Regions from separate parts of the Mus musculus genome. Here region 1 is linked to region 2. Evidence: chromatin loops called from intact Hi-C (ENCODE). Cell type or tissue: heart. All regions are shown on one strand. Each heading gives the region's core, and the rest is flanking DNA. Links, peaks and the distances in the headings are about the cores only. Region 1 overlaps Parva (parvin, alpha). Region 2 overlaps Parva (parvin, alpha).

Evidence for each region. A loop is a pair of places that touch in the nucleus more often than their neighbours do. Peaks named below come from ENCODE experiments on the same cell type or tissue, not always from the same donor. Only the 100,000 strongest peaks of a DNase experiment are listed, where the experiment ranks them.
Region 1: a loop joins it to region 2, with 2.5 times the contacts of the local background. A loop is called at or near these places in 3 of 42 quality-filtered maps.

Annotation. Positions count from the first base shown.
Region 1 is chr7:112,522,222-112,532,558 of GRCm38, reverse strand. All of the region lies in intron 1 of Parva (parvin, alpha), which reads right to left. Parvaos (parvin, alpha, opposite strand) reads left to right here. Exons shown (of 5, transcript NR_154467.1): 4 at 2,467-2,634; 5 at 5,507-5,587. Among named protein-coding and RNA genes, the nearest start is that of Parvaos, 8.3 kb to the left of the region's middle. In heart, for the core only: no CTCF peak of the experiment used is centred there; a DNase peak (open chromatin) is centred at 5,108.
Region 2 is chr7:112,472,064-112,482,400 of GRCm38, reverse strand. All of the region lies in intron 1 of Parva (parvin, alpha), which reads right to left. Among named protein-coding and RNA genes, the nearest start is that of Gm45998, 26 kb to the right of the region's middle. In heart, for the core only: a CTCF peak has its summit at 4,609 (motif pointing right); no DNase peak of the experiment used is centred there.

The sequences.
Region 1 (10,337 bases), core at 3,854-6,353, 50 kb before region 2:
AGTCACAGTTGAAACAATTTGAACAAAAAAATTATATTGGATTATAAGCAAAGGCATAAAATAAATATCTAGGCATCCTTCTGATATAAACAACTGAATACATTAACAGAGGTATGGTTTGCTGTCAAATCCCAGATAACTGCTGGACTTAGTGGCATCATCCTTAATCCCAGCTCTTGGGAGGCAGAGGCAGGCGGATCTTTGTTGGTTTGAGGCCAGCCTGGTCTACATGGTGAGTTCCAGAACAGCCAGGATCACATAGAGCATTGGTTCTCAACCTTCCTAATGCTATGACCCTTTAATACAGCTCCTCATGTTGTGGCGACCCCCAACCATAAAATTACTTTTGCTGCTACTTCATAACTGTAATTTGCTATTATTATGAATCATAATGTAAAATCTGTGTTTTCCAACAGTCTTGGGTGAACCCTGTGATAGGGTCACTTGATCCCCAAAGAGGCTTATGACTTACACAGGTTGAGAACCACATGCATAGATTGACCTTGTCTCAAAAAAAAAATGAGATAACTTAGTAGATCTTTGCAGTTTAAACTGGGCACAATTTCCCACCCTTAGTTGTGGGTTGTGCCAGCAACTTTCTCATTCTACAGTATTAGAATACATGTATTATTATGTATTATTACATACAGTATTACATACATGGAAAGGAGGCACAAGGCCTGGCTTCATGCTGGAAGCATCCTAACGTGCTACCTTAAACATATGACTAAGTCAACATTAACAGCCATGTGGCATGCTGATATTGAACACTATTGGTATGATAAGGTCAAAATGCGACTTTGCCTTTTCTTCTCAGAAGCCACATCCCAAAGCCTAATGAGGAGAAAGAGGTCAGCTATATACCCCAGTAGAAGAAGAACCTAAAAAACACTTGGCCAGGGGCTGGAGAAATGTATCATTTAAGAACACTGGCTGCTCTTCTAAAGGACTTGGGTTCAAGTCTCAAGCCCACACTAACTCTAGTTCCAGGGGATCTGACACACTTTCCTGGCCATCATTGATATCAGATATGGATATTGTGCACAAACATACATGCCAGCAAAACACTCATACATATTTAAAAAACGAAACAAAAACAAACACAACAGTATTAACAACAACAACAAATCCCTCAAATACTTGGCCAGTTCTTCTCAGAACTGTCAAGGTTACCATATCGCAAGTCTGCAAGATTAACAGCTAAGAGAAGATGGAACTGGCCACAGTGCCCCACACCTGTGATCCCAGGGCTTGGGAAGTGGAGGTAAGAGGATCAGAAGTTCAAGGCCAGCCTTGGCCTCACAATGAGTTTAAAGTCAGCTAGAGAACACGAGGTCCTGTTTTCAAAAACCACAAAGCAAGGCTAGCAAGAAGGCTCAGCGGGTGATGGCATTTGCTGACTGGAACCTACACAGCAGAAGGAGGGAGCTGACGCATGAAAGTTGACCTCTGACCTCTACATGTCTGCCACAGTCACTCCTGAACCGCAGTCAATAAACATAAAAAAGCAAATACTAAAGCAGCCAGAACCAAACCACTACAATGCTGAACTACAGTTCTCACAAGCATGCCTTATTTAACAATGCAAGATGGAAGTGCGGGGACTGGGGGTGGGATAGGAGGAAAGTGTTCATGTCTACAAATGTTCTGTGACTCTAAAACTATGCCAAAAGAATATTTTAAAAAGCTAATATGAATGTACTAGTTGTGCTGGCTAGTTTTATGTCAACTTGACAGAAGCAAAGTCATCCGAAAGGAAGGAATCTCAAATGAGAAAATGTCTCCATAAGATCCCGCTGTACGGTGTTTTCTTAGTGATATGGGAAGACCCAGCCAATTACGGGTGGTGCTATCCCTGGGCTGGTGGTCTTGGGTTCTATAAGAAAGCAGGCTGAGCAAGCCATGATGAGCAAGCTAGTAAGCAGCAGGCCTCTGTGGCCTCTGCATCAGCTCCTGTCTCTGGGTTCCTCGCTGTCTGAGTTCCTGTCCTAACTTCCTTCCATGATGAACAATGTGTGAACCAAATAAACCCTTTCCTTTCCAAGTTGCTTTGGGCATGGTGTTTCATCAAAGCAATAGAAACCCTAAGACACTACTGTTGTAGAAAAATATACCCTGCCCATGGGCTAAAGATAGAAAGGAAGAAATCCATAATTATATGGGACACATAGGTTTCCTCCCTTATCCGGGAAGATCATGGTGACTTGTTTTCTAGAGGCATCTGAACAGAAGACAATACACCAAGATCATCACAAAAATCCCACAACAAGGGCAATACTCATTATGATCCCAAGAAGCTAGGCAGAAAGCCCACAGTCCAGGGCTGTGATGTCATGGCCCAACCTCACTGTCAACTTGACTGGATTTAAAATCACCATGGAGACACAGTTCCTGGGTGTTTCCAGACAGGTTTAACTGTGAAAGGAAGATCCACCCTAATGTTGACAGCACCAACCTGTGCTGCAGGGCCCAGACTGAATAAAAAGGAGAAGGGAAAATGGGAAGCTGAGCTCCAGCCTTCACCTCTGCTCCCTGCATCTCTCACATTCAAGCCACCTAGGAGCCTTCCCTGCCATGGATGGACTGCATCTTCAACTGTGAGCCAAATACTTCCTTCCTCAAGGTGCTTGCCAGGTATTTTGTCATGATAACAAGAGAGGAAAGCAACCAATAGAATGGCTGCAGGGAACATAAAGAGCTTCCTCTTTGCTTAAGGATGCTTAAGGGACTACCTTCACTCTCTAGGAAAGGGGTGGGTGGGTGGGTCTCACGGGTGGATCTCTTACTCTTATCAGGGCTCAAGGCCCCGGATAGGGGTTTTGTGTCCAGAGTTTCTGGACTAGTTTTCTGTTGCAGCATAAGCAAACAACTGGAAACTTGGCAGCTTACAGCAAGAGCTATAGGTTAGAAGACCAATGTGGGTCTTACTGGGTTAAAGTGGAGACATCAGTGTGCCTGCATGCCTCTGTGGGGTTCTAAGCAAACTGTGTTCTCACCCCTTTGCCTACACTCCTTGTCTTTTGGTTCTATCACGCCATCTCCAAAGCCAGGACTGGGAGGAGGGAGGGGGTGGATTTTCCAGTTGCATCCCTCTGACCCTTCTTCAATTACCTTGTGCTTCCACTAGGTCTACCTGGGTAATCCAGTATGGACTTCCCACTCAAATCCAAACCATAATCTTTAATCCCCCCCTTTTCACATAAAGCACTTGTTCAAAGATCTCCAGGGTATCAGGATCTGGGTATCTCTGAAAAGACCATACTGTCTACAGTGGCTTTTCCTATGGATCAGGGAGATTCTCTTCTCCCCTTGCCTTTCCTTCCAACATACGGGTTCACCTCCCTCTTTGGGAGATTGCCAAAGGAAAATGCAAAGCCCCGGTCCTGCCCACCCAGCCCCTCAAACAAGGGAAGCTCTATTATTTTCAACAAAAACAAAAAATGTTACTTGTTTTCACAACTCTCATAGACGAGGCAGGAACCAATCCTTGGTGACCTTGGTGCCAGAGTAGAATCACATGCTCCTATACTCTATATAACTATTTAGTCACAAAGGTCTCCCATCAGGTTTTGGGAACACACACACACTCACCCTGAAAAAAAAAGCCATAGGGGGAGACTGGCACTGTGACAGGAAGGGGTGGAAGGATCCATAGTCTTCCGTCTTAACTTTTCCAGCAGTTTTTAATTTGGTTGGCTTTGTAGCTGCTGCAGAGTTGGAAGGTAGCCAAGCAATGACCCAGGGCATGATTTTATTGTTCCGCCCAGCACGTGGTACAGCTGCCCTCCAATTGCTGACAAGCTTAGAAGGAGAGGGCAGAACACAACTACTGGTGGGTTCCAGGCAGTCAAAAATGTGAATGGCAACATTTGCTGAGGTCTTAAATGAGCTGCAGGAGTTCAATTTAAATAGGACAAGGCAAGGAGGGGCCAGGGGAACAACACATCAGTGGGATTGCTTGTTCCATGCAATGGCCTGTTGCTTCTTTATACCACACAACTACCTTGCCTTTAAAGTCTACCCAGGGCTGGTGAAATAGCTCAGCAGGTAAAGGTGCTTGCTGCCAAGCCTGATGACATGAGTTCAATCCCCAGGACTCACAGAATGGAAGGAGAGAACCAACTCCAGCAAGTTGTCTTTTGACTTACACACACACACACATTTAAGGGAGCTGTAGCTGCTAGACATTTAGGGAGTTTCCAGATTTGGAGGAGCAGAGTTGACACATGCTTGCCTAACACACATGAGACCTGTGCTTGACCCCTAACCCTGTATTAGTCAGGACTGGGTACAGACCTGTAACCCCAGCAATCAGGAGCATGAGACTCAGGCATTGCCTTGATTACAGACTGAGTGTGAGGTCAGCCTGGGCCACATGAGACCCTGATGTGAAAGGGGGTGGGGGTCAGATGTTGGACCGAGGACCATAAGAGGTGATAACCCTCCCTCATATGTGGCAGTTTGTCCTCATCAGATTGCAGGAGATGAGTCCCACAGAAGCTGTTGGTATTAATAGTCAGGGGCCTTGTAGAAAACACCTCTTAGAGATTTCCCATCAGCCCAGCCCCCAACCCCAGCTGTCTTCACTTTGTCAGGCATAGGCTATGGGACTCCAGGAACTAGACCCTGGCAAAAAAGTGAAGAGATTTAATTACACCAAGACCTACACTGCTTCCTACAGGTGAGCCAACATGGAGGCAACTGTGGGTATCTCTGAGGTTGGAGGTGCAAACTTCTATTGTACCCATGGAGGGGCTCAAGACTTCTCATCTCCCAAGACAATCTCCAAAAAAATTGGTGGGAGATAAAGAATATATTTTTAGGAAGAAATTTGAGTAGGGTACATATTTTTTCTCAAGTAACAGAGCAGTAAGGAACAGACTAGACCTGAAGCTGAACCCTGTCCTTTATGTTTTGACAGTAGGCCTAAGCCATTTCTGAGATCTGGCTCCATGACATGACCACACGGGAGCATCTAAGGCTGTCCTGACCTTACTCAGGCTGATCCGAGAATGCCAAGTTAAATTGAGTAGGCAGCCTGGTCTCATCAGAGCCTTGCAGCCTCTTGAGGAAGCTGCTGAGGGTGGAGAGAGAGGCCAGGCCCTGTGCTGGCTGTTTCCCAAATAGCAGTTTCCCCTTTACAATCCTCTGGGGAACAGAGTTGAAGTTCAGGGCTAGTTCAGCCCATTGTTACAACTGCAGGGCTATCAGCTGTCGGATGGAACACCAATGTGTATATGATTATTACCTTTAACTGTCAATCTGACCCAAACAGATTCACTTAGGAAGAGTCTCAATGAGGGATCGCCCCCCCACCCTCATTGGGTTGACCTGTGGGCATGTCTGTGTGAGAATGGCTTAAGTTAACTATTAGGGGGAAGACTCAGACTACTGTGGGCAGCACCATTCCTTAGGCAAGGAATCTTGAACTGTGTAAGAGTGGAAATCTATAGCTGAACACAAGCAAGTGAGCTAACATAGGTGCATTTATTTCGTTTTGTTCTAGACTATGGGTATGATGATAGCTGCTTCAAGCTCCTGCTGCCTTGAGTACTCTACAGCAGACCTGCAATTCTGAAATGAAAAGAAAAGAAAAGAAAAGAAGAGAAGAGAAAAGAAACCCTTTCTCCCCTAAATTGTTTTTGTCAGGCTTGTGTTTGTTTGTTTTTAATCACAGGGACAGAAATTAAGCTAGGACAGGAGGCACTGAACATCTGCTCATTCTTTTCTCCTATCTTCAATGGCTGTGCACTGATATGATGTACCTTTCTCTAAGAGAGAACGAGCCCTTGGCCTGGAAGTGCACAGCCGTGTGCACCCCAAGTCTAGGGTGCTAGTGGCTGCTCTGGAAGAACTCCAAGCATGTCCAGAAAGGTCCAGATGGGGAAAAGGAATGGGCTTCACAATAAAGGTGGCATCAGATCTTTTTTGTCCCCAGAGGTCTGTTTTTCTGTCCATCTCACCCAGCAGTGTGCAATTACACACCTGTGTGCATATCTGAAGAACACCTGTATCCCCCATGATTCCAAAGGGCCCAGGGGTCATCCACCAGCATCTGCCAGCATCCGTCACACAATGAATGCTTAACACGCATTTGCTGAATGAGTGAACAGGATGGCAACGCGGGCCGCCGGGCTGCTCTGCAGAGACCTGCAGCCAAATAAACAGCTCGACTTTTTACACCAGGATTAATCCCTCGAAGGTCTGGACTTCCGGAGGGGACTGGAAGGGATAAAGGAACAAAGCATTCATGGAAGAGCAGAGTTGGTGACATATGCCTGTCCAGAATGGGGGAGTTCAGGAAATCTGGTATGAGGCCATTGCGCTTATCATTTTAGACCCTCTTAGTGCTAGATAAAGTCCTGCCCAGACCTGGAAATTCATGGAGTATGGCACTAGAAATGGCACCGACTGCCAGTCTCTGCACCACGAGAGCCATCACAGTTCCCTGGTTATGTATCTTTTTTTTTTTTTTTTTTTTTTTTTTTTTTTCCGAGACCAGCAAACCCATGTTGACAGCAAATCTGTACAGAAAAATCTATTAAAAGAAATTGTGGTGAGTCGAACTGCTTTAACTGTCTGCCGTTCTGCTGATTGCGGGCTGCGCACCTCGCCTGAGCCTGCCTTCTGTACAACCTCCCATTTGATTCAATTCAATGGATAATTAGGGAGTCTCAACTCCGTGCAAGGCAATGCACCGGGACCCTCATTCCAGTAGCATCTTCCAAGCACAGGGCAGGATTTAACTTAGAGACAGAAATGAGCGCATACAAAGACGTGCAGAGCAGCAATGGCCATAGGATATTGCATTACAAAGACCATTTCAAAGACACTTATGTTGAACCTGTGTGAGCGGGTGTGGGATGGCTGGTACCACACATTATGCATCTGTTCTAACACACATTGAGCATCTGTGGTGAGAAATGTTCCTGCATCACAGAGATGGTCAATCTTGACTAGATATATAATCACTGTGGAAACATACTCTGGTTGTGTCTACGAGCGTATTTCCAGAAAGGCTTAACTAAGAGGATTTACCCTAACTGCAGAGGTACAATCTTATGGATTGGGGTGCAAGGATGAATGAAAAAGAGAAACTACAGCATTCTCTCAGTGCTTTCTGGATGGATGCAATGAGGCCAGCTACCCTCCGTGCTATGAAGGGCCATAGCTCATGCTGAATCAGCATAACCCTCCCTCCCTTCCTTCCTTCCTCCCTCCCTCCCTCCCTCCCTTCCTTCCTCCCTCCCTCCCTCCCTCCCTTCCTTCCTTCATTCCTTCCTTAAGATGCTTTTGTCATAGCACCGAAGAGTAACTCATACAGGCACAGCTACATCTGCAGTGAAGAGAATGAAGGAGAAACTGCCCCTGCCTGCTCACGTGGAGGTGGGAATTAGAGCATCTCAGAGGACAAGGCACTTCAGTGGCTTCAGGAATTCAGTAGGGGCTGGGAGATGACACAGAACAGGCTAGAAGCTGGCACAACCATGTGTGTCATCATAGAGTGAATCCAAGATCACATAAGCCAGAACATGCAATATGTGGGCTTAGACCTGAAAACAGTGCCCAGCCCCTTGATAAGTAAAAACAGTTTTTGCAAGTTTGAAGGGTAACTCGGAAAGGTTCTCCAGAGGCTGGGGACACAACTCTATTGGTAAATTTCTAGCCAAGCAAGGATGAAGATCTGAGCTTGATCTCCAGCATTCTCAGAAAAAGCTTGCACGGTGGCTTGTACTTGTAACCCCAATGCTAGAGAGGTGTAGACAGGTGGATCCCTGGGGCTTGCTGGATGGCCAGCCAACTTAGCTGAATCATGAGTTCTTGGAAATCCAGGAACCTTTGCAAATAAAAAAGCAAAGTGGGCCAGGCGGTGGTGGCACACGACTTTAATCCCAGCACTTGGGAGGCAGAGGCAGGTAGATTTCTGAGTTCAAGGCCAGCCTGGTCTACAAAATGAGTTCCAGGACAGCCAGCAGGGCTATACAGAGAAACCCTGTCTCGAAAAACCAAAAAAAAAAAAAGCAAAGTGAGGAGCGATTGAGGAACACATCCAAGGTTGACCCCTGGCCTCTCCATGTACATGTATTTACACACATACACACACACACACACACACAAGGGGGTGGTAAGAGGGAGAGAGAGACCTACAGGGAATCCAGCCAAGTAGAAGTCTAGCCCAGGACACATGTTCCCATGATAAGGTAGACTGAGTTAGTCTGGCCTTTAGTCCCTGGATGAATCTGAGCACAGCCTTTTGACTTACTCCCTTTCCAAACTGGGAATCCTATCGCTTAGCTCACAGCTTGGTAACGAGCTACCATGACATAACACATATAAAATGCTTAGCACAGCAGAGCCTACCTCCCCCAGCACTCAGTACCTGCTCATTTACCTTTTCACCACCTCTCAACAGTGTGTGCCTAGTAATGGGTGACCACTAGGAGAGACAGAGAGGCTTGCCAGAGACAATCTAATGGGTTAAGAATGCCTGGGAGAGCCATCTGCGCTCAAAAAACCAAGAGAGAGGAGACTGTAAGAAAGGACCACCCCTTGTCTTGGGTGGACTGTGACAGGATGATGAGGAAGGGGCAAGCTTACACAAAGGCTCCACAATGCAGAAAGATGCTTGAGGCACGTGGCAAAGTGGAGCACCCAGACGTGGAGTGAAGGGCCATATGATTGCTGTGACTGAGTCTGGGGGGAGGGTGTTCAAAGAAATAGAAGACAGCATGGTGAAAGCAGAGGGGAGACAGCTGAGGTGGCTGTCATGGAAGCTGGTGCTGCCACTAGTTGTGGCCGTTGTGCCACTAGTTGACTGAATTTTAAAAGTGGGCAAATGATATTCAGTGGCTACAGCACTTGGGCTGTGGTATCTCAAGATCAATGCCATTGAGAGAAGGGGCTGACTCTAGATCTGAACATAGTAAGACCAGAGACATGGGATGAGCCTGGGTCATCTGACTTGCCGAAGCCCGACAAGTGTGGGCTTCTATCAGCTATAGAAGTTATCAGTCAGGCTTTGGCTGGCCAAAGGCAGAAAAATTAAAGTCAGAGATAGTAATGGACTGAAATAGGTCAACTACATGTAAACCCAAGGATTAATAATGGATTGATGATGATGATGACGACGATGATGATAACCTAGGGAACCAGGGAGATGGCTTAGTTGGAAAAGTGCCTCCTGAGCAAGCATGAGGACCCAAGTTCAATCCCCAGCACCACTGCAAAAGTCCAGGTGTGGCAACTAGTTCTTGTGATCCCAGTGTGAAGTGGAGACAGGAGGATGGCTGGGGCTCACTGGCCAGCCCGCCCCTGTGAGTCAGTAAATCCCAGGCCTCGGTGAGAGACCCTGTCTCAAAAAAGAAGCACAATGCTGGGAGCTCTCCCTCCAGCTCTGGGTGAACGTATACACAGTTTCAGCTAACTAGTGATGGTTCAGTGCCCCAGTAGACCAGCTATCTAAATAATGACCATCAGTGGCTCCTCGAATCACAAGAAGAGAGGCAAGGAGTAGTAAGGCTTCCCACCTCCCTTCAGAGACAAGCTATGCTGACCCCACCCCTAACCAGCAAGCTTTGGAAATGCAGGGGCCCGATGAGTAAGTTCAACCACACCACCACTGTCCAATTAGCAGAATCCAGACTGTTAGAAACTCTACAGATCTCTCAAAAACAAACAAACAAACAAACAAAAAAATCAAAAAACATTGCAAAGATACAAAAGAACATGAGCAGGGAGCCACCAATCCCAGCAAGGTTTCTGTTGTTGTCATCTTAAATATTGATTCCAACATGCTGGAAAGTAATTACTAAATGATCAAAATTTGGAAAACAAAAGGCTGGAAAATGTTAAGGAATTGATTTTTTTTCTTATGTAATTTTTTTTAAATAAAAAATCCTTCTATAATAAAATTAATCACTTTTGTGGTACCCTGAAATGTAAATTTTAAATATTGAAAAACTATACCTAGGGCTGGAGAGATGGCTCAGCGGTTATGAGCACTGATTGCTATTTCAGAGGTCCTGAGTTCAATTCCCAGCAACCACATGGTGGCTCACAACCATCTGTAGTTCCCCTTACAGATGCCTTCTTCTGCCTTCCCATCTTATGCCTTCTTCTCATGTCTGAGGAGAGCAACAGTGTACTCACAGACATAAAATAAATAGATAAATCTTTAAAAAAAAAAAGAAAAAGAAAACTATACCTAAATAAATGGTAAAATTTTAAAGTCTTTATGCATAATACATAAAATTATTATTATTATTATTATATCTGGGATTTAATGCAAATTAACTTTCCAGTGAAGATGAGAGATCAGGTAAGAAGTATCAAGATCA
Region 2 (10,337 bases), core at 3,581-6,080:
AATTTACCAACTTTCTGATCTAGCCTGGAAAACTAGCCAAGGATCTTTCTTTCCCAAAGTCATGTATGTGGTTGCTGTGGGATCAGAGAAGTCAGGGTTTAGCTTACAAAAGGCAGAGTTGCCCCACTCCCCAGGGAATTAGTGAGATGAGGTGTCCACCCTCATGGGAAATGAGGACAGAATGGACCCCAGGCCTCATTCAGAGAAACATGGGGAACTGGGAAAGAGAGAGACTACATCTCCTCACAGAAACATCTAGACTTCATTAGAACTACTATTATCCTGCTTCCAGAAGTGGACAGAATCCCCCAGGAAAATGACTCTGCCAAGTCCATTGCTTTGTGTTCGTGGCATCTGAATTTGATAGAAGTAGTCTGGACCAAGATGGCACCTGTCCTGGGTCACTTAAAAGTGAGTCTCACTGTTCCTTGATGCTTATCTGAATCTTTTGTGTGAACCTGTGTGAGGATGTGTGATATATGTTTGAATTTGTAAACATTCACGGCCACATGATGCATGCCACAGCATAAATGTAGAGGTTAGAAGACAACTTTGGGGAGTCAGTCTCATCTTTCCTCAAGGGTCTTTAGACTTGGGCTACAAATGCCTCACCAGCCATCTCAGTGGCCTGCCAAGCTGAATTCAGCTACATCCTTCTGATGTTGCTGTAGGTGAGACAGCAGTGTGCAGGCAAACACCGGCAGACATGCCTCTAAGGTTCGTGTTTACTGCTGTCCAGCATGTCCGCCATCATCACAGGGAAAGGTATGTGTGCATATAGTATAAATTATATAGTTTATATGTAGTATAAACAAATGTTAACTTAATTCTATTACTGTTGTATGTAATTGTCTGTACTCCTACGATGCCGCACATTCACATGTGGGTAGCTTGCAGAATGTTTTTCTTCTTTAAGTACTATTTTTATTAATTCTTTGAGCGTTTTATACCATATACTTTATCCCCCCCCATTTCCTTAGTCATTTAAGATGTACAGTCTCTCTCCCCTCCCCCATTTCCTCTTCCATTCACTGTCCACACCCTTCCCTCTCAGCCCTCCCAACTTTGCGCTTTCTTCCCCATACCCCCACCCCCACTCCTCCATCAAGTCCAGTTTATACTGACCAAACTGGTCCTGGGTGTGTGGCCTGTTCTGGCATGTGGCTGACCTGCCAAGAGTTACATCATTAAAGAGAACCCATTCTAGCCTCTCCCAGCAGCTATCAGCTACCCATAGCCCCTCACCTAGTGGTGTGGCTTCCTGCCTACCTTCCTCCCTCCATGTAGCCATTGTTGTCTGGCTTGAGCTTGCACAGGTATGTACATGTTTGTGCAGGTATGTTGGCTATATGTGCAACTGCCATGTTGTGTCTGGAAAACACTGTTTGCTTGAGGTCAGCCACTGTATGGATTACCGACTCATTTGATCTATCTGTCCCCTCTTCCTTGAAGATCTCCCTGAGGGAAGAAGTCTGCTAGGTTATGGTGGGACATAGTCTATGAGGAATAAGGTCATCTTTCTCTGCCTCTTTGAGGCACCCCACTATAAACATTCTTTTCCAGTAAATAACATATCTGGGTTCACAGTGTGATCAAATATCCTGCAACAGAGGACCTTGTTTCAAAACAAGGCAGACAGCACATGGGGAACAGCACTCAAGGCTGCCATCTGATCCTCACATGTACATCACATAGAGAGACACACCGAAACATACACACAAACACACATGTACACACACACACAGACACACAGACACGTCCACACAAGCATATACTCCTTCCCATTACTGGGAACCAAGCACAGAGTTTTCCTTGCACATGCCAGGTAAGGATTCTACCATACCACTAAGCTACATGGCCCCCCACAATGCTTCCACTCTATGACGCTCCTAGAGAGCTCAGATTTGTAAAGACACAAAGCAGAGCATTGTTCTCCAGGACCTGCAGAAGGAGGGATGAAGCTGTTTCATGGGTGCTGGGTTTCAGCTTTACAATAGGAAAAGGGTTAGGGATGGCTAGCGCCATAACAGTGTGAATGACTACTAATTAGAATGTACGTTTTTAAACGGCTGAGCCAGAGGGCAGCCTGTCTTTCTTGAGTACTCTATGACAATGGTTGTTTTTCTTATATATCTTATAGGTGTTTATGACGTGTGTGTGTGTGTGTGTGTGTGTGTGTGTGAGAGAAAGAGAGAGAGAGAGAGAGAGAGAGAGAGAGAGAGAGAGAGAGAGAGAGAGAGAGAGAGAACGTGTCACAGCATACACATGTGCAGGTCAGAAGACAACCTTACTATCAGTCCTTGTCTTCCACAGGGTTGAGGCAGGGTATCTTGTTGTTTTCCACTGTGAATGCCAGGCTGGCTACCCTCAAGCTTTGGGGATTTTCTGTCTCTACCTCCTTTCTCACCATGGGAGCACTGGGGTCACAGATGTGCCACCTCCTGGTTTATGTGGGCAGCTTCTGGGGACTTAAGGGACAAGACCTCTCTCTGCCTACTGAGCAATCTTGACAGCCCAACTTTTTGTTGCTTTTTAAAGAACTCTTGAGTTGCAGCTGGTTGCCTGTTTTGATTTCTGCAAACAGAACAAGGAATCCAGACCTTCAGGAAATTATCACACATAAAGTGTCTAAGGGTGCTCCGCGTTGGTCACCTCTGCTAGTGTGCCCCGCTACAGTGCTCCATCTGGAGCACTCCTTGTGTTGGGTGGTTAATCCTGCCTCTACCCCCAACTCTCAGTCTGAAATTTTAGCTGATACAGTTAGTGAGCGGCCCGGGTCTCCCAGTGGAGAGCAAAGATGATATTCATCCAGCTTCCGTGACTGGTAGTTACCAGGGATTTGCAAACTGGCTCCAGATTCCAGTCAGAACTGGATCTTAAGTCCCAACCAAGATCTCTGGAGGTGGGAATGGAACTGGTGTGCTGGTGAGGCAGAGAAGATCCACAGGGCTTCAGGCCAAGAACCCACCCACTGAGAACCCCAGCTGTCCCGTCTTCCTCCCACACCCATCCTGCCCCAGGGAGAGGACCAGCTGGAAGCAACACAGAGAACGAGAGCGGAAAGCCCAAGCCCAAAGCTTCATCTAGAGGTCACAGCAGCCTCGGAGCAGATAGGAGGAGGAGACTGGGGAGAGGCAGAGACCAGGGAACAAAACTCACACCACCCTGCCAGAGCCAAGCAGGCAGCCTGGGTCCCCGCCACTGTCAACCCTGCTTCGGTCCACAGACTGTCTTGGAGAATGTCTGAGACTAGGGAAGGCTTTTCAGTCAGCTGACCTCAGGACCCAGACCAAGAAACTGTCCAGTGACTTGTACCTTGGGTAGTGAGCTGTCTTTGAAATCAGTAACTTGGCTTCCCCCACCTCACCCAAAGCTGGCTGAGGATGGCCATGAATGTTTCCTGTCACAACAGAGCAGCAGTGGATCTAGTCTAGAGGAAAGCTAGCCCTCATGAGAACTGCCTACACCAAAAAAAAAAACGGCCTGTAGAAGAGCATCTGTCACTTCTAGACCACGCAGGCCAATCCTAAGTGGGAAAGAAGGTCTCAGACCAGGTGCTCGAGGCAATCAATCAATCAATCAATCAATCCTTATTTGTTATTTAGTGGGTTTTTTTTTGTTTTTTGTTTTTTGTGGTTTTTTTTTTGTTTGTTTGTTTTTGTTTTTTTGAGACAGGGTGGATTTCTCACATACCCCATACTTATCTCCAATTCTCAATAACTCAGGGTAACTTTGAACTCCTTGATCCTCCTGCCTCCACCTCCCGAGTGCTGAGATTCCAGGTATGCATACCTCACTATATTCATGCACTGCTGGGAATCGAACCTGGGACTCTGTGCAGGTTAGGCAAGCACTCTACCAACTAAGCCCCAGCCTTAGCCCTGATATTTGGGATATTTTGGGTTTTATTCCTTCAATTTTGGGAAAGGCTCTATAAACTCACTCTTAACTTGGGCCCTTCTCTGTAGAAATGGAGCTTAAGTGAATGCTCTCTGAGCGCAAAAGTTCCCTCCTCCCAGTTTTTTATATTAGGCAAGTTATACATATTCATGGTACGAAACGGATTTGGAAAATACAGACGGAAAAATGAAGCCCTTCAAACTCTCTTCTCCAGATCCAGTCACTGTTGGTACTGTAGGACTATGTTCCCAGACTTTGTTAAATGCAAGTGCAAATATGTGTTTTTACATGAATCACATGTAATTACATAAATACATGTGATTCATGTAAGAACATTATAAGCAATACACTACAAAAAAATCAGTCTCCACAAGTATACAGAACTGCATTTTAACCATGTTATAAATCTTATTATGATATACCACCATTTATTTAAGTAGTCTCATCCATTTTTTTTTAAGATTTATTTTTACACCTGGCGGTGGTGGCACACACCTTTAATCTCAGCACTTGGGAGGCAGAGACAGATTTTTGAGTTCAAGTCCAGCCTGGTCTACAGAGTGAGTTCCAGGACAGCCAAGTCTACACAGAAAAACTCTGTCTCCAAAATATATATATATATATATATATATATATATTTTTTTTTTTTTTTTTTTTTAATTCTGTGTCTGTGCATGTGAGTGCAATGCTTGGGGAAGCCAGAAGAGGGCGCTTGATCCCTTGGTCCTCTGTTAGAGCAACAAGTATCCTTTTCTTTCTTTCTTTCTCTCTCTCTCTCTCTCTCTCTCTTTCTTTCTTTCTTTCTTTCTTTCTTTCATGTAAGTACACTGTAGCTGTCTTAGACACTCCAGAAGAGGGCATCAGATTTTGTTACGGATAGTTGTGAGCCACCATGTGGTTGCTGGGATTTGAACTCAGGTCATTGGAAGAACAGTCGATGTTCTTAACCGCTGAGCCATCTCACCAGCCCCCCTTTTCTTTTTTTAATGTTATTTTTTTATTAGATATTTTCTTCATTTACATTTCAAATGCTATCCCCTTTCCTAGTTTCCTCTCCAAAAGTTCCCTATACCCTCCCCCCGCCCTGCTCTCCAACCCACCCACTCCTGCTTCCTGGCCCTGGCATTCCCCTGAACTGGGGCATATAATCTTCGCAAGGCCAACGGCCTCTCCTCCCATTGATGGCCCACTAGGGACATACAACTACATACAACTAGAGACACAAGCTCTGGGGGGTACTGGTTAGTTCATATTGTTGTTCCTCCTATAGGGTTGCAGACCCCTTTAGCTCCTTGGGTACTTTCTCTAGTTCCTTCATTAGGGGCCCTGTGTTCCATCCAATAGATGACTGTGAGCATCCACTTCTGTATTTGCCAGGCACTGGCATAGCCTCGAAAGAGATAGATATATCAGGGTCTTTTCAGCTAAATCTTTCTGGCATATGCAAGTGTCTGGGTTTGGTGGTTGTTTATGGGATGCATCCCCAGGTGGGGCAGTCTCTGGATGGTCCTTACTTCCATCTCAGCTCTGAACTTTGTCTCTGTAACTCCTTCTATGGGTATTTTTGTTCCCCCTTCTAAGAATGAGCGAAGTATCCACACTTTGGTCTTCCTTCTTCTTGAGTTTCATGTGTTTTGCAAATTGTATCTTGAGTATTCTAAATTCTGGGCTAATATCCACTTATCAGTGAGTGCATATCATGTGAGTTCTTTTGTGATTGGGTTACCTCACTCAGGATGATACCCTCCAGATCCATCCATTTGCCTAAGAATTTCATAAATTCATTGTTTTTAATAGCTGAGTAGTACTCCATTGTGTAAATATATCACATTTTCTGTATCCATTCCTCTGTTGAGGGGCATCTGGGTTCTTTCCAGCTTCTGGCTACTATAAATAAGGCTGCTATGAACATAGTGGAGCATGTGTCCTTATTACAAGTTGGAACATCTTCTGGGTATATGACAAAAAGAGGTATTGCGGGATCTTCCGGTAGTACTATGTCCAATTTTCTGAGGAACCGCCAGACTGATTTCCAGAGTGGTTGTACAAGCTTGCAATCCAACCAGCAATGGAGGAGTGCTCCTCTTTCTCCACATCCTTGCCAGCATCTGCTGTCACCCGAATTTTTGATCTTAGCTATTCTGACTGGTGTGAGGTGGAATCTCAGGGTTGTTTTGATTTGCATTTCCCTGATGATAAAGGATGTTGAACATTTTTTCAGGTGCTTCTCAGCCATTTGGTATTCCTCACGTGAGAATTCTTTGTTTAGCTATGTACCCCATTTTTAATAGGGTTATTTGATTTTCTGGAGTCCAGCTTCTTGAGTTCTTTATATATATATATTAGATATTAGTCCCCTATATGAGTTAGGATAGGTAAAGATCCTTTCCCAATCTGTTGGTGGTCTTTTTGTCTTATTGACGGTGTCTTTTGCCTTGCAGAAGCTTTGTAATTTTATGAGGTCCCAATTGTCGATTCTCAATCTTACAGCACAAGCCATTGCTGTTCTGTTTAGGAACTTTTCCCCTGTGCCCATATCTTTGAGGCTTTTCTCCACTTTCTCCTCTATAAGTTTCAGTGTCTCTGATTTTATGTGGAGTTCCTTGATCCACTTAGACTTGAGCTTTGTACAAGGAGATAAAAATGGATCAATTCGCATTCTTCTACCTAATAACCACCAGTTGTGCCAGCACCATTTGTTGAAAATGCTGTCTTTTTTCCACGGATGGGTTTAGCTCCCTTGTCAAGGATCAAGTGACCATAGGTATATGGGTTCATTTCTGGGTCTTCAATTCTATTCCATTGATCTACCTGTCTGTCATGGTGATTCCACCAGAGGTTCTTTTATTGTTGAGAATAGTTTTTACTATGCAACAAGTATTCTTAATGACTAAGTTATCTCTCCAGCCCCATCTAGACCCTGTCTTAAAAAAAAAGTAACTAAAAAAATTTTAAAAAAAATTTCAAAAGGAACAACAACAACAACAGCAACTCATGATGGGATTTCAGTGTAACTCCTTTTAAGACAGAGATGGGAGATGAACACAACTCATCCCTGATCCGTTTATTTCTTCAGAATGTATTATTTGGGCTGGTGTGGTGATGCACACCTGATGATTAAGAATGGTCCTAGCACTTGCAGACAGGAGGATGAGAACACGTTCAAGGTCACCCTCAGCTACACAGCCTCAGTTACACAGCAAGCTCCAGGCTAACCTGGTCTACCTGAGACCCTGTCTCGAAACAACAAAAGATTTAAATTCCTAAATCCTAACTTTGTAATGGTTGGGTCAGAACGTTTTTGCAATATCCATTAATCTCTTTGGTCAATCATTTTGATCAATCTACACGTGTGTTCCTTCAAGATGGCAGACCTGAACTGCGCTTAGAAACTAGAGCGGTACTTGGTTTTCTCAGACACAAGCATCCACTAAAGCTAGTTTCAAAACAAAACCCCTTACTTCTCTCCTCTATGAGCTCATCAATAACTAATGACATTTAAAAGACACACAGTCTTGTTTTGACTTTGGCTGTCTGCTAAACAAAAGCCCACATATACTAGGGGATATACTGGGGAGTTCACTTGCCTCACACTTTTCTGCAAGATGAGACTTCGCTACCGACCTTCTTACAGTCATTCGCCTTCCAACCTGCCATCCTCCTGCCCTCAGTGCCTCCTAACTGCTCTCCTCTTTCCTCTCCTCATTTCCCCTTTCTTATTTATCATCACCACTGTCGTCACCATCACCATCATCATCATCACCATCTGAGTGTGTATTATCGCTCTGTGTGTATGAGTGTAAGTACGAACACACATGTGAGGGTTGGGGAACAGTTTGGGCAGTCGGTTCTCTCCTACCTTGGGTTCCAGGGACGGAACTCAGGTCATTAGGCTTATTCAGCAACCACCTTTACCCACTGGCCGGAGAAACCTGGTCTCGAGCAATCCTGTTTCCTCCACTTCTAAAGCAGCCCACTTTCTCTCTCTTTCAACATGGCCTCACATATTCCATATTGGCCTTGGACTTGCTCTGTAGCTAAGGATGACTTTAAATTGATCCTCCAGCCTCCACCTCCTGAGTGCTGGATTACTGAGTGTCCACCACACCTGGTTTGTGCTGAGGATCAAAGCCAGGGTTCCCTGCAGGGGAGACAAGCATTCTGCAAACCGAGCCCCAGCTGGAGCCCCAGCCGGAGCCCCAGCCCCAGCCCCAAGCCTGTTCCTTCTCTCATTCACCTTTGTTCCATCTTCCTGGCAGGCCTTGTCCCTTCTGTACAGGGAGACCTTTTGGAGTTGGGCAAAGGTTTCAGCTGCACAGGAATGTCCATGAACTCTTGAGTTTGGGGTATTTGTGATTTCAGTTCTGAGGAAACGGGATTGCTTTGAAGTCCCCTGACTCATCTTTCTTTTTAACTTATTTCCTGTAAGTGAGGCACTCATTTGGGGCAGGGATGGTGTCATACAGCATCCCCTTCAGAGTGGTTGTCCGGGCCAGGGATCATCTGAACAGGGCCCCTTACAGACATGAACTAGAGCAAATGCTCACTGGCTGGCCCTGCAATCTTACGAGTTGCTGGAGCAGCCCTAACGGCCGCCTCGAATTAATAATACGAAACACATGCTCCATCTGCCTGCTAATGGTGACAAAGCCATTTGTGTTCAGCATGGCCATAATCATTCTACAGATGAAACTCTTTCTAAAACTCATCACCCAGGCTGTTCAATCATCCTCACGGAGTGGGAAGACTCCATCCCCGCCCCTGCCCTGGTCCCCGCCCCCACCCCCTCCCCATCCCACTTAAGGCCTCTCTCCCAAAGCAGCCAGTTCAGCACGAGGAGGCATCTTGCCGCTGAAAAAGGGGAGCAGAGTAGAAACTTTTCAAACTTTCTGCTCCTAATAAGGCAGGCAGAGATCAATGCCAGTAGCTAAAGTGGAGAAGACTCTGTGTCTTTCCATGGGAATCCTGGGAGCTCCGCACGACTCCCGTGGGTTTCAAAGACCAAATCAATCGGTTACAAGGCCGGTTCATTAAGGAAAAAAATAAATAGAAAAGGGACTGTTATTAGCAAAATGTTAAATCCCTTTCTGTTTTCTTCTGACTGGAGACAGAAAGATTTCTTTGATATCTGAAATAGAAGTTGAATTATTGACTGATCATATTAATGTTGAATTCTACTACTGTCATATATCAAAAGGAAATTAGTCTAACATTTATGCTTCAAATTAAGATCTGGGATAATATACACTGCAGCCCATAGAATGTCTTAGGTTCAGATGATGTAAAGGTCAGCCCTGCTCTGAGAATAAACACTAGCTAATCCTCTCCCTGTCCCCTCCAAATAAATCTAAGTGGCAATGACCTCAGAGAGTGCTGTCTGGTCATCAAAGCACTACTAGGGATGGGCTCTGACAGGCACAGTGATGCTGCGGGCTGCTGATGAGGGCAGTGTGGCTGAAATGCAGAGCTGTCAAAACTCAGCTTGCTCCTACAACCTGAAGGGAGAGCCTCCTAAGAATGACTTGATGCGGCAGACCAGTTTCTCTCTCATCCCTGTGCTCCAGGCTTCTCATCACATCTTTGCTTTCAGATACACAATGCCTTTGGGCGGGCGCTGAGAACCATGAACGGGTTCCACCTTCTCGGGATGAAGTCATGGTACTGACTGTCCTCAGTAAGTTACATAATCAAGGCATTTTGAGGGGAGGGAAAAGCAAGCAGTTAAGGCAGGCTGTCTGGGGCCTGCCGCTTGCTCCTGCCGGCCTATGGTATGTAACACTATACGTCTAGCCTTCCATTCACAAAGAACATTGCCCCCATCCCTCTCTGTGGTCAGACTTGTTGTTTTGGAGAGAACACATCTCCACCCAGAAGCCTTCCTGTCATTAAGCTTTGCCGAGTCTTTCCGAGCCCAATCCTTAGATAGCACGAACCTCACCCACCCAGGTCACCACGATCCTTGGATTCCTCACCATCCAAGTCCCACATGACAAAGTGACAAAGGACCCAATCCCCTCTCTCCCCAGATTTTGAGTGGTGCTGGGGAATCAAACCCAGGGCCTCGTGCATGCTAGGCAAGTGTACTACTGCTGAGCCACATTGCTAGCTCTCTAGATTCCATTTCAAATATCACCTTTTATAATTTTGTTTACCTCTTAGGAAAATAAGACCAAATGTTTGTAAGGATTCGTTGGACTGTATTTTCACTTTCCAAACACCAACTCAAGGAATCAAGAAAGGAATTCTCTGCAGCCACAAGAATGCCTTTCTCCCTCTGCCAAATCAGAGGCTGATACCCAGATAAGCAACAGGGTACAAACAAAGAAAATAAGACTCTCCAAACGCTTTCTGATGCATTCTCTTACTTCACCTTATACCTCCTTAGTGCCCGCTTCCTTTTCTTCCTCGTGTTTATTTTTGTTTCGTATTGTGTTAGG